Linked DNA regions of Homo sapiens: region 2 is linked to region 1. Evidence: read pairs that join two places in POLR2A ChIA-PET (ENCODE). Cell type or tissue: HCT116. All regions are shown on one strand.

What was found. Peaks named below come from ENCODE experiments on the same cell type or tissue, not always from the same donor. Only the 100,000 strongest peaks of a DNase experiment are listed, where the experiment ranks them.
Region 2: POLR2A ChIA-PET joins it to region 1 with 5 read pairs; 3 of 35 experiments call an interaction of 5 or more read pairs at or near these places.

The regions. Positions count from the first base shown.
Region 1 is chr15:59,264,813-59,272,812 of GRCh38, reverse strand. It overlaps MYO1E (myosin IE), which reads left to right. Exons shown (of 28, transcript NM_004998.4): 2 at 364-507. Among named protein-coding and RNA genes, the nearest start is that of LDHAL6B, 62 kb to the right of the region's middle. In HCT116, no CTCF peak of the experiment used is centred here; a DNase peak (open chromatin) is centred at 4,405; H3K4me3 peaks cover 1,435 bases; H3K27ac peaks cover 1,935 bases.
Region 2 is chr15:59,459,019-59,467,018 of GRCh38, reverse strand. It overlaps FAM81A (family with sequence similarity 81 member A), which reads right to left. Exons shown (of 9, transcript NM_152450.3): 3 at 6,813-7,086. Among named protein-coding and RNA genes, the nearest start is that of FAM81A, 25 kb to the right of the region's middle. In HCT116, no CTCF peak of the experiment used is centred here; no DNase peak of the experiment used is centred here.

The DNA of each region.
Region 1 (8,000 bases):
TGTCAACCGTGTGTTGTGCTGTATTCCTGACACTGTTTAGCACTTCACACATATTATTTTATTTAATCCTTACAGCAGCGTTGTGAAATGGGTCTGTCTCCCATTTTACAAATGAGAAAAGAGAAGTCACTTTGTGTCACTTCAGGGACACATGAGCTTAGGTAGCTTTTCCCCACTTAACTTAGTCTGTAGGTAGCAAAGCTGGAACTTGAATCCTCATCTTATTGATTGCAGAATCTTTCTCTGCACTGCTCTTTCTGCTACATTTTATTTTAAGAATATTTGGGAAATTAACAGCATTTTGTCTTTGTTACTACAGGGGAAAACAAACTATCCTAGTAATTGTATGTTTTATGTTCCCAGGGAAGCAAAGGTGTCTACCAGTACCACTGGCAAAGCCACAATGTCAAGCACAGTGGTGTGGACGACATGGTGCTACTGTCCAAGATCACAGAGAACTCCATCGTGGAGAATCTGAAGAAGAGATACATGGATGACTACATTTTTGTATCCTTTATTGGCTGCTTTGGACATTTCTAAGTGATATTACAGTGTCCACAGTTAAATTGTGGCTTTATGCTGGGTGCAGTGGCTCACGTGTGTAATCCCAGCACTTTGGAAGGCTAAGGCAGGAGTTCCAGACCATCCTGGCAACACAGGGAGACCCCATCTCTATTATAAAAAATAAAAATAAAAACTGAACTTGTGGCTTTATTCCTGGCTTGAGAAGAGCTATCTGAAAGTCCGAACAGATGCTGTGTGCTCACATTGTTTTCACCGTTTCAGAATGAGGTTTTGTATGTTTATATCACTTGGTTCAGGCTGTGCAAAGGGCAAAGATGATGCCCGGTTATTCTCCTGGCATTTCACAAAGTAAAGATGCAGCCAGTATTCATCTACTTTAATCTATAATATCGTCCCTTTGACATGCTCTAGTCATGCACGTGGTATCTGAAACCTCTGCTCTTCCTAGAGGAAGTCCTGGTTTGCAAAGAGTTCTATCAATAATGCATCCTGACTGCAAAGCAGAGACATTTGAGTCTGCACTTAAAAGACTTAAAAATGTTGCCAGTTTTTCTGCATTTTAATGTTTACTAAAGGAAATGTGAGAAGTGAAGATGGACTATTGAAAATGCTTGACGTTCTTCAGTTGTTCTTTATGTTTCAATTTTAGCTTGCCGGATGCCATTTTTTATGGGGCTTTAAAAAATGCAGAATGGAAATTTGATTCAAATATGGGTTGACTTCATTATCAACAGGGAACTGTGATATTTGCTTAAGTTCTATAGGAATTTTGTTTGATGCAACTATGTAAAGATATCCTGGTGGAACTATTGTGAGAGTTAGTCATGGACATGCAAAACTCTGTGTCAAATCTATATAATAGTACCAAAAAGTTTAACTTTGATGCCAATAGTGCCTTCTGAAAGTATGGTATCATGGATGACTTATTAAAAAGTGGAGTCTTTGCTTCTGATGTAATATACATCTTAGATTTTTACCCAAAAAGCTTGGGGAAGAATAGTTTTCACATCAGTGGCTTATTATGATTACTTAAACTGGTTTTTTGACTATTAGCTAAAAGCACGGGAACCTTTGCAGTAATAACTTTTGCAGCGGCTGCCTATCCCATCACTGGTAAGTCGTGGGGGGTCGGGTTCAACTTATCAGGTATTTAACAAACAATACTGTTAAATAATTAACAGCATTATTCCAAGGCATTTGGACCATTCTGACCAGTACTCTGCTGTTTCTTATTTACTATAAGGGAATTTTACCAATATCTGTAGTTAAACCTCTGAACCTCTGTTTTCAAGGATTAACAGATATAGTTGGATTTATTGGCTACATTATAATTGCATCATTTAAAACATTTATTTTCTTTTTATAGCACTTTGGGAGGCAGAGGCGGGTGGATCACTTGAGGTCAGGAGTTTGAGACCAGGCTGGCCAACATGGTGAAACCCTACCTCTACTAAAAATGCAAAATTAGCGGGGTATGGTGGCATATGCCTTGTAATCCCAGTTACAAGGCATAACTTGTAACTTGGGAGGTTGAGGCAGGAGAATTGCTTAAGTTTGGGAGGCAGAGATTGCAGCAAGCCAAAATCGCACCACTGCACTTCAGCCTGGGTGACAGAGCAAGACTCTGTCTCCAAAAAAAAAAAGTGAATTTATTGTATTTTTAAATGACAAATAGTAATTGTATATAGTTGTGGGATATAATGTGATTTTTTTTTCTTTTTTCTTTTCTTTTTTTTTTTTTTTTTAAGACAGGGTCTCCCTCTGTCACCCAGGCTGGAGTGCAGTGGCACGATCCCAGCTCACTGCAACCTCCGCCTCCCCGGCTCAGGTGATCTTCCCACCTCAGCCTCCCAAGTAGCTGGACTACAGGCAGACACCACGATGCCTGGCTGATTTTTTGTAGAGGTAGGGTTTCACCATGTTGCCCAGGCTGGTCTCAAACTCTTGAGCTCAAGCAACCCACCTGCCTCGGCCTTCCAAAGTGCTAGGACTACACGTATGAGCCACTGCGCCTGGCAATGTGATGTTTTAATATGTATATACATTTTGGAATAATAAAATCAAGCTAATTAACATATCCATCACTTCACATACTTATTGTGTGTGGTGCAAACATTTAAAATCTATACTCCACAATTTTGAAATATACATTACGTTATTATTTACTTATATAACTTCTGGATCAGGGTGGTGACCTATGGCTGACAGACAAAATCTTACTTACCACCATTTTTTGGACAGCAGTTTTGTTGGAACACAGCCATGCTCATTTGTTTAGTTATTGTTTAGGGTTGTTTTCACACTATGGTGGCAGAGCTAAGTAGTTGTAACAGACTCTCTGCAAAGTCTCAAATATTTACTTTCTGGCCCTTTGCAGAAAAAAATTTGCTGACTTCTGCTCCAGATACCTGTGCAGGGCTTCCTTTTTTTTTTTTGAGATGGAGTCTTGCTCTCTCGCCAGGCTGAAGTGCAGTTGGCGAAATCTTGGCTCACTGCAACCTTCGCCTCCCAGATTCACTCCTTCCTCAGCCTCCCGAGTAGCTGGGACTACAGGTGTGCACCACCACGCCCAGCTAATTTTTGTATTTTTAGTAGAGGTGGGGTTTCATTCACCATGTTGGCCGGGATGGTCTCAATCTCTTCACCTCATGATCTGTCCACCTCAGCCTCCCAAAGTGCTGGGATTACAGGCGTGAGCCACTGCGCCCAGCAGCTTCATTTAATTGAATTGTACAAAAACAGTTATGTTCAGTTGCAGGTTTTTATTTTATTTGGTCAAAATACTGAAATATGCTTACTTTATCCGGACTTAACACCGTCAAAAAATGTTAATCACTTTTACGTGCAGCACCCACAGCACATGAAAACTGGCAGTTAATTGATTAGAAGGAGCTGGGTGGCAGGATGTGGATCTGGACTGTCTGGCTTCAAACCTTGCTCTGCATAGATTTGGTGACCGAAACGTTTTGTGACCTCTGTGCCTTGCTTTCCGTACCTGTAAAATGGGAGTAATAATAAAATCTCCCACATAAGGCTGTTGTAGGGTGAAACCAAATAAAGAATGCAGCAAGTAAACAGTAAGTATGAGTCATTATTACCATGCAGGTGTGTAAGTGCTTCCCATATTTCCGAGTTATTTTCCAAAAATTCCACTGTAAACTTGTTTATTGGAAATTAAAATGCATTTTGCCACAGAAACCGTTATAAATGGAGTATTGACAAGCCCATAGAAGTCTTCATTTCCGCTGAATGTAGTAGTTGTACAAATTATATTTTGAAATGTTCTTGGAATGTGGGCTGGACTTACTGCATTATAAAGATGGAAATACGGTTTTTTGGTAAGCTGAGTATAAAAACAAACAAATGATGTCCGTAGTCAGTCCTTCATAACTCCAGGCGGCCTCACTCCTCCCAATCACGATTGTTTACTCCCAAAACACCAGAAGCAGGGACTATGTCTTATATATCTTCTTCAAAAAGCAGCATATAAAAACCCTTTAGAGCAATGTAGGTTCATTTAACATGGCTCATACCATGCAGTGAAGCAAAAAAAAAAAAAAAAAAAAATACCAAAGTCACCCAGAACCCATCACCAAAGGTTAGTTCTTATTAATCTCTTGGTGTAGAGCTTTCAGTTTAACCACATATGGCCATGCATATATGTGTGCTTTCTTGTTAATTTTAACAAAAATGGCATCATCCTGCCTCATGTATTTCTTGGTTTTCTGCATAATTTTTGGCATGGTGCATTGTATTAAGTATTCATTGACAATTTGTTGACTGTTAAGACTTGCTTTTTAAATTCAGACAACAGAATTTTTAAATGACTCACACAGAGAGGGCTGTTTATGCGCCTTTGAATTAATGCCTTTGAATCGATGACTGACTAATCGTGTGTTCTACCAAGGAAATGAGTTACTTGACCACTAATGACTTTATGTTTTAGAAATCTCTACCCACTGAATATATGGGAAGCCCAGCATAAATGTGCTTTCTATCATTAGCACAGAGTAGCTTTCAGCTTTGAGGGAGCTTGATGGATGTTTGTGAAATAATACAGGGGCTCTGCTGCAAGTCTTCCTCTGCTAAGTGGTAAAAGCATCCTTTAACACTTCAATGTTAAGGGAATATTATAATAGAATGGCATTACTGTAAGTAAGAGTTGGGTTTTTTCCTCTCCTATGTTTAATTGTTAAGACGAGAAGAGACTTGATTTCACATTGAGTTATAAAATTGCTCACTTTATCCCTTCTATATCTAATTCCTGCACATTGTCTTGTGTTGAAAGTCAGCATTTGGGGCGATCGATTGTTAATGCATTCAGGCTGAATGCACATTTCTTCTACATTAGGAAAAAAAAATCCACTTAGAAAATGCTGACATCGTTTACCAATAAAACTCCCTATTTTTGAGTTATTTGTCCTATGACAAGGTTTAATTTGCCATCTGTTTGTCATCAATGTTGCCACACTTTTTACAATTACATTGTAAGATCTATGAGGAAAACATTACAGTGTTGTCTATTGTGCATAGGGAGAGAGCACTTCTGACCACTTGGCCGACGAAAAGAGTTCCTGCGCAAAGCACTCTGTGCTCATTCGGTCCAACTTTCTCCAAACTTGTTTTTACTCAAAGACCACACTCAGGTGTGTTTGGCATTTTTAATCCTTGAATTAGGAGTCCAGATTTTCGTGCCAGACCCACTAGATTTCAAAGCAGCGTAGTTGTTCCGAGTGAGGTCTGGCCCTTGGCATCCAGTTCACTGGAGGGGCAGCATGCTATATAGCAAGACAGATGCCGGGCTGGAGCCAAAGCTTCGAGTTCCAGGCCACCCACTCTCCACGTGACTCTGGGGAAGTCAACTCACCTCCCTGTGCCACCTCAGGGATGAACCCAAGGAAGTCCACTCGACCAGCGTAGGTGGTTTTGGGAAATTCACTGACTATTCAAATAGATTTTAACCGGCTGGGCACAGTGGCTCATGCCTGTAATCCCAGCACTTTGGGAGGCTGAGGCAGGTGGATCATGAGGTCAGGAGATTGAGACCATCTTGGCCAACATGGTGAAAACCCCGTCTCTACTATAAATACAAAAATTAGCCGGGCGTAGTGGCGCATGCCTGTAGTCCCGGCTACTCGGGAGGCTGAGGCAGGAGAATTGCTTGAACCCGGGAGGCGGAGGTTGCAGTGAGCCGAGATTGCACCACTGCACTCCGGCCTGGTGACAGAGCAAGACTCCACCTCAAAAAAAAAAAAAAAAAAAAAAAAAGATTTTAAAAGTTCAACTCTTAGCATTGCCTAATAAGACTATTAAAAACAAACATTTGAGGCTGGGCACGGTGGCTCACGCCTGTAATCCTAGCACTTTGGGAGGCCAAGGCGGGCGGATCACAAGGTCAGGAGATCGAGATCATCCTGGCTAACAAGGTGAAACTCCGTCTCTACTAAAAATGTAAAAAATTAGCCGGGCGTGGTGGCGGGTGCCTGTAGTCCCAGCTACTCCGCAGGCTGAGGCAGGAGAATGGTGTGAACCTGGGAGGCGGAGCTTGCAATGAGCCAATATCACACCACTGCACTCCATCCGGGTGACAGACTGAGACTCCGTCTCAAAAAAAAAAAAAAAAAGAACAGCAAAACAAAAAACAAAATTTGAAAGTTGTACTGCCATCACATTTCATAAAAGAAAATATTTTTACACCAAAAACGTAGGAAGGACATAATCTAAGAATAAAGGACAGTTTCTTTATTTTGAATAAATTAAGCTTTATGAAAAATTCAGTGCATTGTTTGTTTTTTTGTCATTCTTGCTGCAGGTCAATGAAAACTGATAGATCCACGGGCAGGCATTTGGGAACCCATCAGTTAAAGATATCTTGGGTTTCTTCTGTCTCCCAGAGTCTTTTAAATAATTGGCATTTTTTTCCTTCTGTTTTTTGGTATCATAGCTTCATATCTTTATGCAGTTTGAAAATTAACCTTAGGCCACACCTTCACCACCAAGGATTATGTGGGTAAAGACAATGATCCGAACGGCTTTTCCCAGAGGCACACCTGAATTATGCAACAGGAGTGGGAGTGAGCATTGTTGGAATTACCTGGAGTTCCCAAAGCAGCAGGAGAGCACAGGTGTCCGGAAAATAGCTAAGGTCTCTGCAGACATAGCAAGGTGGAAAAGGTGAGAATTGTTTAGATAAACAATTATTCCAAACTCTCACCGGAAATAACTACGATATGTTTATTTTCTTTAAATCAATTAAATTCTCCTTAGTTTTTCTGTAGAAACAGCCATTTTATTTTTTGAGACTTTTTTTTAAATTTTTTATTTTATTTTATTTGCTCTGTCACCTAAGCTGGAGAGCAATGGTGTGATCACAGTTCGCTGCAGCCTTGCCTTCCCAGGCCTAAGTGATCCTCCCACCTCAGCCTCCCAAGTAGCTGGGACTACATGTGAAGACCACCATGCCTGGCAATTTTTTTTTTTTTTTTTTTTTTTTTTAAGGAGATGGGGTCTCAGTATATTGCCCAGGCTGGTCTCGAACTCCTGGACTCAAGCAATCATCCCACTTGTCCTCCCACAGTGTTGTGATTATAGCACCCAACCAGAAACAGCCATTTTAAACCAAACTTTATTTTTTAGGTGTCTTCCCAAATAGTATTATCCCCAAGAACCCTACTGATAAATTTAGGGAGCAGGTACAAATTTCCCTCTTCATTTCATTCTGACCTGAGTCATTGATTCACGATTGGCCTAGAATAGTCCAAAATAAATTTTTGTTTTTGTTTTTTTTCCTGAATATCTCCTTAACCAGGCCCTAATCAGAATTTATGTAATCTACTTGGTGAAAAATCAAGACTTAATGAGATATCTCTTTATATAGCAAATTAACAGTTTTTAAAATGTTGGTCACTTTAGGAGCTCATATGCAACTGAATTCATATTTATTGAGTAACCAAGGGATTGGTGGGGAGGTGGTACCTTTGTCTGTTGTCCTGAGGGCAGCCCTTTATTCTTTGTGTGCAGTGATCAATTTGTCTAGGACAAGGCGGCAGTAACCACATTCCCTTTACAACTAAGGGAACAAGTACCCTCCTCCATGGAAGGAGCTTATTTGCCTGTTTGTTTTTCCCTGGGGATAGATGTAGACATGAAATAAACATCTTCCTCTTCTGAAGTGAAGATGGTTCTAGCAGTGCTGTGTTTCTTTAAAATTGGGTTTACCATAAGAATCATTATTACTTCATTCATTAATTGTTTGTTTGTTTTCTTTTTTGGGAGCCAGGGTCTGGCTCTGTTGCCCAGGCTGGAGTGCAGTGGCATGATCATGGCTCACTGCAACCTCGACCTGCTTGGCTTAAGCAATCCTCCCACCTCAGCAGGAACTACAGGCACGTACCAACCAACATGCTTGGCTAATTTTAAAAAAATTTTTTGTAGAGATGAGGTCTCACTAGATTGCCCAGGCTGGTTTCGAACTC
Region 2 (8,000 bases), 190 kb before region 1:
CTACAACCATCTGATCTTTGACAAACCTGACAAAAACAAGAAATGGGGAAAGGACGCCCTATTTAATAAATGGTGCTGGGAAAACTGGCTAGCCATATGCAGAAAGCTGAAACTGGATCCCTTCCTTACACCTTATACAAAAACTAATTCAAGATGGATTAAAGACTTAAATGTTAGACCTAAAAACCCTAAAAACCCTAGAAGAAACCTAGGCAGTACCATTCAGGACATAGGCATGGGCAAGGACTTCATGCCTAAAACACCAAAAGCAATGGCAATAAAAGCCAAAATAGACAAATGGGATCTAATTAAACTAAAGAGCTTCTGCACAGCAAAAGAAACTACCATCAGAGTGAACAGGCAACCTACAGAATGGGAGAAAATTTTTGCAATCTACCCATCTGACAAAGGGCTAACATCCAGAATCTACAAAGAACTCAAACAAATTTACAAGAAAAAAACAAACAACCCCATCAAAAAGTGGGCAAAGGAAATGAACAGACACATCTCAAAAGAAGACGTCTATGCAGCCAACAGACACATGAAAAAATGCTCATCATCACTGGTCATCACAGAAGTGCAAATCAAAACCGCAAAGAGATACCATCTCACGCCAGTTAGAATGGCAATCATTAAAAAGTCAGGAAACAACAGATGCTAGCAAGGATGTGGAGAAATAGGAACGCTTTTACACTGTTGGTGGGAGTGTAAATTAGTTTAACCATTGTGGAAGACAGTGTGGCGATTCCTCAGGGATCTAGAACTAGAATTACCATTTGACCCAGCAATCCCATTACTGGGTATATACCCAAAGGATTGCAAATCATACTACTATAAATCATGCACATGTATGTTTATTGCAGCACTATTCAGAATAGCAAAGACTTGGAACCAACCCAAATGTCCATCAGTGATAGACTGGATTAAGAAAATGTGGCACATATACACCATGAAATACTATGCAGCTATAAAAAAGGATGAGTTCATGTCCTTTGCAGGGACACGGATCAGGCTGGAAACCATCATTCTCAGCAAACTTTCTCAGCAAACTATCACAAGGACAGAAAACCAAACACCGCATGTTCTCATTCACAGGTGGGAACTGAACAATGAGATCACTTGGACACATGGCAGGGAACATCACACACCGGGGTCTGTCAGCGGACGGGGGGCTGGGGGCGGGATAGCATTAGGAGAAATATCTAATGTAAATGATGAGTTGATGGGTGCAGCAAACCAACATGGCACATGTATAACTATGTATCAAACCTGCACGTTGTGCGCATGTACCCTAAAACTTACAGTATAATTTAAAAAGAAAAAAGAAAAGAAAAGGAAAGAAAACAAAAAGGATGTTCTCTGCACTCAACCAAAAACCCTAAAATTTGTATGGAACCACAAAAGACCGCGAATAGACAAAGCAACCCTGGGCAAGAACAAAACTAGGGCCAGGCGCAATGGCTCATGCCCGTAATCCCAGCACTTTGGGAGGCCGAGATGGGCGGATCACCTGAGGTCAGGAGTTGGAGACCAGCCTAGCCAACATGGTGAAACCCTGTCTCTACTAAAAATACAAAAATTAGCCTGGCATGATGACATGTGCCTGTAATCTCAGCTACTCAGGAGGCTGAGGCAGGAGAAACACTTGAACCTGGGAGGCTGAGGTTGCCGTGAGCCAATATCACGCCACTGCACTCTAGCCTGGGCAAAAGAGTGAGACTGTATCTCAATAAATAAGTAAATAAATAAATAAGAACAAAGCCAGAGGCATCACACTACCAGACCTCAAAATATACTACATAGCTGTAGTAACCAAAACAGCATGGTACTGGCATAAAAATAGACACATAGAACAATGGAACAGAAAAGAGAACCTAGAAATTAATCCACGTATCTACAGCCATCTGATTTTGGACAAAGGTGCCAAGAATACTCATTGAGGGAAAGACAAATCTTCAATAAATGGTGCTGGGAAAGCTGGACATCCATATGCAAAAGAATTAAACTAGGCCCCCACCTCTCACCCAATACAAAAATAAACTCCAAATGGACAAAAGACCTAAATGTAAGGCCCAACATGATAAAACTACTAGAAGAAAACATAGGGGAAACACTTCAGGACACTGGTCTAGGAGAAGATTTTATTAATAAGACCTCAAAAGCACAGACAACAAAAGCAAAAATAAACAAATGGATTATATCAAACAAAAACGCTTCTGCACAATAAAGGAAGCAATCCACAAAGTGAAAAGACAATCTACAGGATGGGAGAAAAATACCTGCAAACTACTCATCCAATAGGGGATTAATATCCAGAATACAGAAGGAACTCAAACAACTCAATAGCAAAAAATATCCAATTTTTTAAATGGGTAAATGATTTGAACAAATATTTCTCAAAAGCAGACATACAAATGGCAAACAAATGTATGAAAAAAGGCCCAATATCACTAATTATCAGGGAAATGCAAATCAAAATCACAATGAGGTATCATCTCACTCCAGTTATAACTGCTATTACCAAAACACAAAAAGTAACTCATGCTGGCAAGGATACAGAGAAAAGGGAGCTCTTATACACTGTTGGCGGGAATGTAAACTAGTACAGCCACTATGGAGAAAAGTATGGAGGTTCCTCAAAAAACTACAAATAGAACTACCATATGATCCAGCAATCCCACTACTGGGAATTTATCCAAAGGAAAGGAAATCAGTATATTGAAGAGACATCTTCACCCCCATGTTTATTGCAGCACTATTCATAATAGCCAAGATATGGAATCAAACCTAGGTGTCCAACAATGGATGAATGGATAAAGACAATGTGGTGTATATACACAATGGAATACTATCAGCCATAAAAAAGAACAAAATTCTGTCTTTTGCAACAACACGGATAGAACAGCAGGACATTATGTTATGTGAAATAAGCCAGGAACAGAAAGTTAAACACTGCATGTTCTTACTCATATGTGAAAGCTAAAAAAAGTTGATCTCAAAGAAGTAAAAATTAGAATAGAGAATACTAGAGGATGGGATGGGTAGGGGGAAGGGAAGGAGATATAGCAACTTGTTAAACGACACAAAATTACCTTGATCTGGTCACTGCATATTAGATGTATTGAAACATCACTAGGTACCCCAAGAATATGTATAATTATTGTCTGTCAATTTTAAAATTTTTAAATTAATAACAAAAACAAAAAAAACTGACAAAATTAATAAAACCAAAAGTTGGTTCCTTGAACAATCAGACACAGTAATTAAGATGGCAACTCTCCCCAAATGGATCTATACATTATTTCTTTTTATTATTATTATTATTATTGTTATTTTTAGAGAAAGATAGGGTCTCACTATGTTGCTCAGGCTGGTCTCAAATTCCTGTGTTCAAGTGATTCTCCTACCTCTGCCTCCCAAAGTGCTGGGATTACAGGTGTGAGCCACTGCACCCAGCCTTTTTAAAATCTATACATGCAAAGCAATCTCTATCAAAGTCACTGTTTAATATAAACTGATAAGCTAATCCTAAAATTTAAACGAAAATGCAAAGGACATAGACTAGTCCAAAACTACCTTTTAAAAAGAACTTACATTAGTTGCAAGTTGGAGAACTTACATTACCTTATTTCAAAAATATACTCTAAAACTAGAAATCAAGACAATGTGGCATTGACATTAAGAAAATCATACAGAACAGTGGAATCCAGAAATAAACCGTTATATTTTATGTTCAATTGATTTTCAACAAAAGGACAAATGGGAAAAGGATAGATTTTCCTAAGATAGCGAGATGAAAAAAAAATTAACTTAGACCCTTACCTCACACCATATACAAAAATTACCTCAAAATGGTTCACAGACCTAAGTGTATAAACTGAGAATCTTGAATTAAACATAGGAGAAAATCTTTGTGACCTTGAATTAATAAGCAAATAGTTGTAAAGATGCAACACAAAAAGAATAAACCATTGAAGAAAAAAATTGATATTAGACTTCAATAAAACTAAAAATGTTCACACTTCAAAAGACACTATTAGGAAAACGAAAATATAAGCCACAGAGTGGGAGAAAATATTTGTAGATCACATATCTGATAAGGGACTTGTATCTAAACTACATAAAAACTTTCATAAGTTATCAATAATATGACAAATAACCCAATATAAAAATGAATTCTGATACATGCTACATTATGGATGGACCTTGAAAACATTATGCTAAGTGAAAAAAGCCAGACACAAAAGTACAAATTATTGTCTGATTCCACTTATATGAAGTAGCTAGAATAAGCAAATTCATAAGGACAGAAAATAGAATAGAGGTCACCAGGGGCTGAGGGGAAAGTGGAGTGGGGAGTTACTTTTTAATGGGAACAAAGTCTCACTTTGGGATGATGGAAATCTTTTGGAAATAGACAGTAATAATGATTGCCCAACATTGTGAATGTACTTAATGTCATTAGATTATACACTTAAAATGGTTAAAATGGTAGCTTTTTTCCCCACAATGAAGAAAATCTAACTTTAATAAAATGGGTAGAAGACTTACATAGACATTTCACCAACAAAGACATACAAATGATCAATAAGCATATGAAAAGGTGTTCAAGATCATTAGTCATTAGGAAAATACAAATTAAAACCACAATGAGATACCACTACACATCCATTAGAATGACTATAATAAAAAAAGATAATGCCAAGTATTGCTGAGGGGGTAGAGAAACTGGGACCTTCATACATTGCTTGTGGGATTGTAAAATGTTATAGCCACTTTGGAAAATTATTTGGCTATGTTTTTTTTTTTTTTTTTTGAGATGCAGTCTCGCTCTGTCGCCCAGGCTGGAGGGCAGTGGCATGGTCTTGGCTCACTGCAAGCTGCAGCTCCCAGGTTCACGCCATTCTCCTGCCTCAACCTCCCGAGTAGCTGGGACTACAGGCACCCGCTACCTCGCCCAGCTAATTTTTTGTGTTTTTAGTAGAGATGGGGTTTCACTGTGTTAGCCAGGATGGTCTCAATCTCCTGACCTTGTGATCCACCTGCCTCGGCCTCCTTAAGAGCTGGGATTACAGGCATGAGCCACCGCGCCCTGCCAGCTATGTTTTAAAAAGTTAAACATAAGCTCACTATAAGACCCAGCAATTCTACTCCTAGTAATTTACCCAAGAGAAATAAAGACATATTTTCACATCAAAGACCTGTCACAAATGTTCATAGCAGCTTTACTCATAAAAGCTAAGAACTGGAAACAAACCAAATGCCCATCAGTTCATGAATGGTTAAACAGAATGTGGTATATCCAGAAAATAGAATATTACTCAGACATAAAAAGGAATATGATACATGCTAGGATATGTCTGAACCGCAGAAAGATTATGCTAAATGAGAGAGGCCAGGCTGGGCACAGTGGCTCACATCTGTAATCCCAGCACTTTGGGAGGCTGAGGCAGACAGATTGCTTGAGCCCAGGAGTTCAAGCCCTGTCTGGGCAACATAGTGAGACGATGTCTCTACAAAAAATACTATAGTATAGATGGACCTTGTAGTATTAAAAATACAAAAATTAGCTGGGCATGATTGTGCACACCTGTAGTCCCAGCTACTTGGGACGCCGATGCAGGAGGATCGGTTGAGCCTGAGAGGTCAAGGCTTCAGTGAGCCATGATTGCACAACTGCATTCAAAACAAACAAACAAACAAACAAACAAAAAGAAAGAAAAGGAAAGAAAGAAGCCAGATGCGAAAGACCTCATATTGTAAGGTTTCCATTTATATGAAATGTCTGGAAAAGACCAATTTCTAGAGATAGAAAGTAGATGAGTGGTTGCCTGGGCTGGGGTAGAAGTAGGAATTGACTGCAAACAGGCTTATGTGAATTTTGGGAAGGTGATGGCAGTGTCCTAAAATTGAATTGTGTTGAGGTTGCACAATTTTATAAATTTACTAAAAATCATTTAATTTTACACTTTTTGTGACATTTACATTATATCTCAATAAAGCGGTTAAAATAAATACATACATACAAATCTGACAATGGAAAAAAAAGAAATGAGGTTTAATTTTAGGAAGCATAATTCAGATATAATCTCCATCACAGGAAGCAAAAGTTTTCCTTAATCTAGCCATATATCTATTAGTATTCATATATTCAGTCATTACATGTGAAAGATATGAACATTGCGTAGTGAGGGAAACCCAAGCCCTAAATGATCTGAAGCTTTCTGAACTAAACTGTGTGGTCCCTGTGATTGCTCAATAAATAGCAGTAAATCTACCAATTCTAAAAATAGACAATATTGGCCTTTTATTGGTCTCATTTCAAAGAAAACTACAGCAGTAAAAAGGGGAGTCTGAGGAGCAATCCAAATGCCTAAATTGTTTGAGTAATAAACTGTATTACATATAATCATTATGACCTAGAAACATTTAATCTGAAGCAACAGAGTCTGACCTTAGTAATTGACTTAATAGCTGTCTTCAAAGATATGAAAGATTATAGAGTGAAACTATTCGACTAGTTCTTCTCTCTCTTCATTAAGAGCCAAACAAAATAAAATCATTTAATAATCAGCAAGGTAAATTTAGATTAAACATAACACTAACAGTAACTGTTATCAAACACTGGAATAAATTTAATTAGGATATTTCTGCAAGCTGTCTCCTTGGCGATCATTAAGAATAGACAAGACAGACAGCTTTGTTCTAAATGCAGTACTGCCTGGGAGGTAGGAGTTAGATGTGGGTGACCTCCTGACATGGAGCAATTCTGTGGAAAGGGACATAGGCCACCTGACTTTCACAAACCTTACCTCGATATCCCGATTAAGTTGCTTCACTATGGCAGTTATGTTTCTGATATGCTCCTCCAAGAAAAGCCTGGCCAAGCGGTCACCTCCCCCTTTGTTTTGCATTTTCTGCAAACTGTTGACAATGTCATCTTTAATCCGAAAGGCGTGCTCTACGAGGGCGGCGGTGGTTTTCTCATGGCAGAGGATCCTGTCTTCCAGCTGCTCCACGAGGCTTACAGATGAGTATGGTGCCATGGTCAGGGACTGGCTGTGTCGGGGCATGGTTCTCACTCGCCTGCAGAAGGGAACCATGAGGGTTGTTAATTGGGAAAAAATAATGTTTAAAGCCAGATTCAAAACTTCCCAGAGAAGTCTGGAAATACAAATTATCTATAACTACAAGCTAAATAGGGTTTGAGGCAGGATTTCTGCCTAAAAAAGTTTTCTTCACAAGCCGGGAAAGATCTTTAAATAATCATGCCCACAGACTTCAGTGTTTTAGAAGCGGTCTCCATGACTTCCAAGAGCAAGAGGCTGGCAGAGTTGGGTACACCGAGATGTCTCCCCAATATAATCTATGTTATCAAGATCAAGTGCATTAACAAAGTCTCCTAACATGCTCTCCTCCTCCTCCCTCTCTGAAACAGTGGTTACAAACTCAATGCCTACGTGGGTCAGGCAGGCGACATAAATGAGTGAAGCATACTACATATGAGGCAATAGGGAGTGTCAGGGATTTAGAGATCTGGAAAGGGCATTTCCCAGCTAAAGGGAGCCACAGTTCTGCTCCACCCATGAGTGACCATCAGGGATTTCAGGTCCCTTTTTCCAGATGATCTGATATTTCTCAAGAAAAGCTAGCAAATCCCGACTTGTATGTGAAATCGCTTGATTTTAAAATGTTAACGATTCATTTAAAAAGTATTTAAGGCCAGCACAGTGGCTCACACCTGTAATCCCAACACTTTGGGTGGCTGAGGTGGGAGGACTGCTTGAGCCCAGGAGTTTAAGATCAGCCTGGGCAACACAACGAGACCCTATCTCTACAAAAAAAATTATTTAAAAATTAGCTGGGCATGGTGGCACATAACTATAGTCCCAGCTACTCAGGAGGCTAGGTGGGAGATCACCTAAGCCCAGGAGGTCAAGGCTGCAGTGAGCTGTGACTGTGCCACTGCACTCTAGCCTGGGGAACAGAGTGAGACCCTG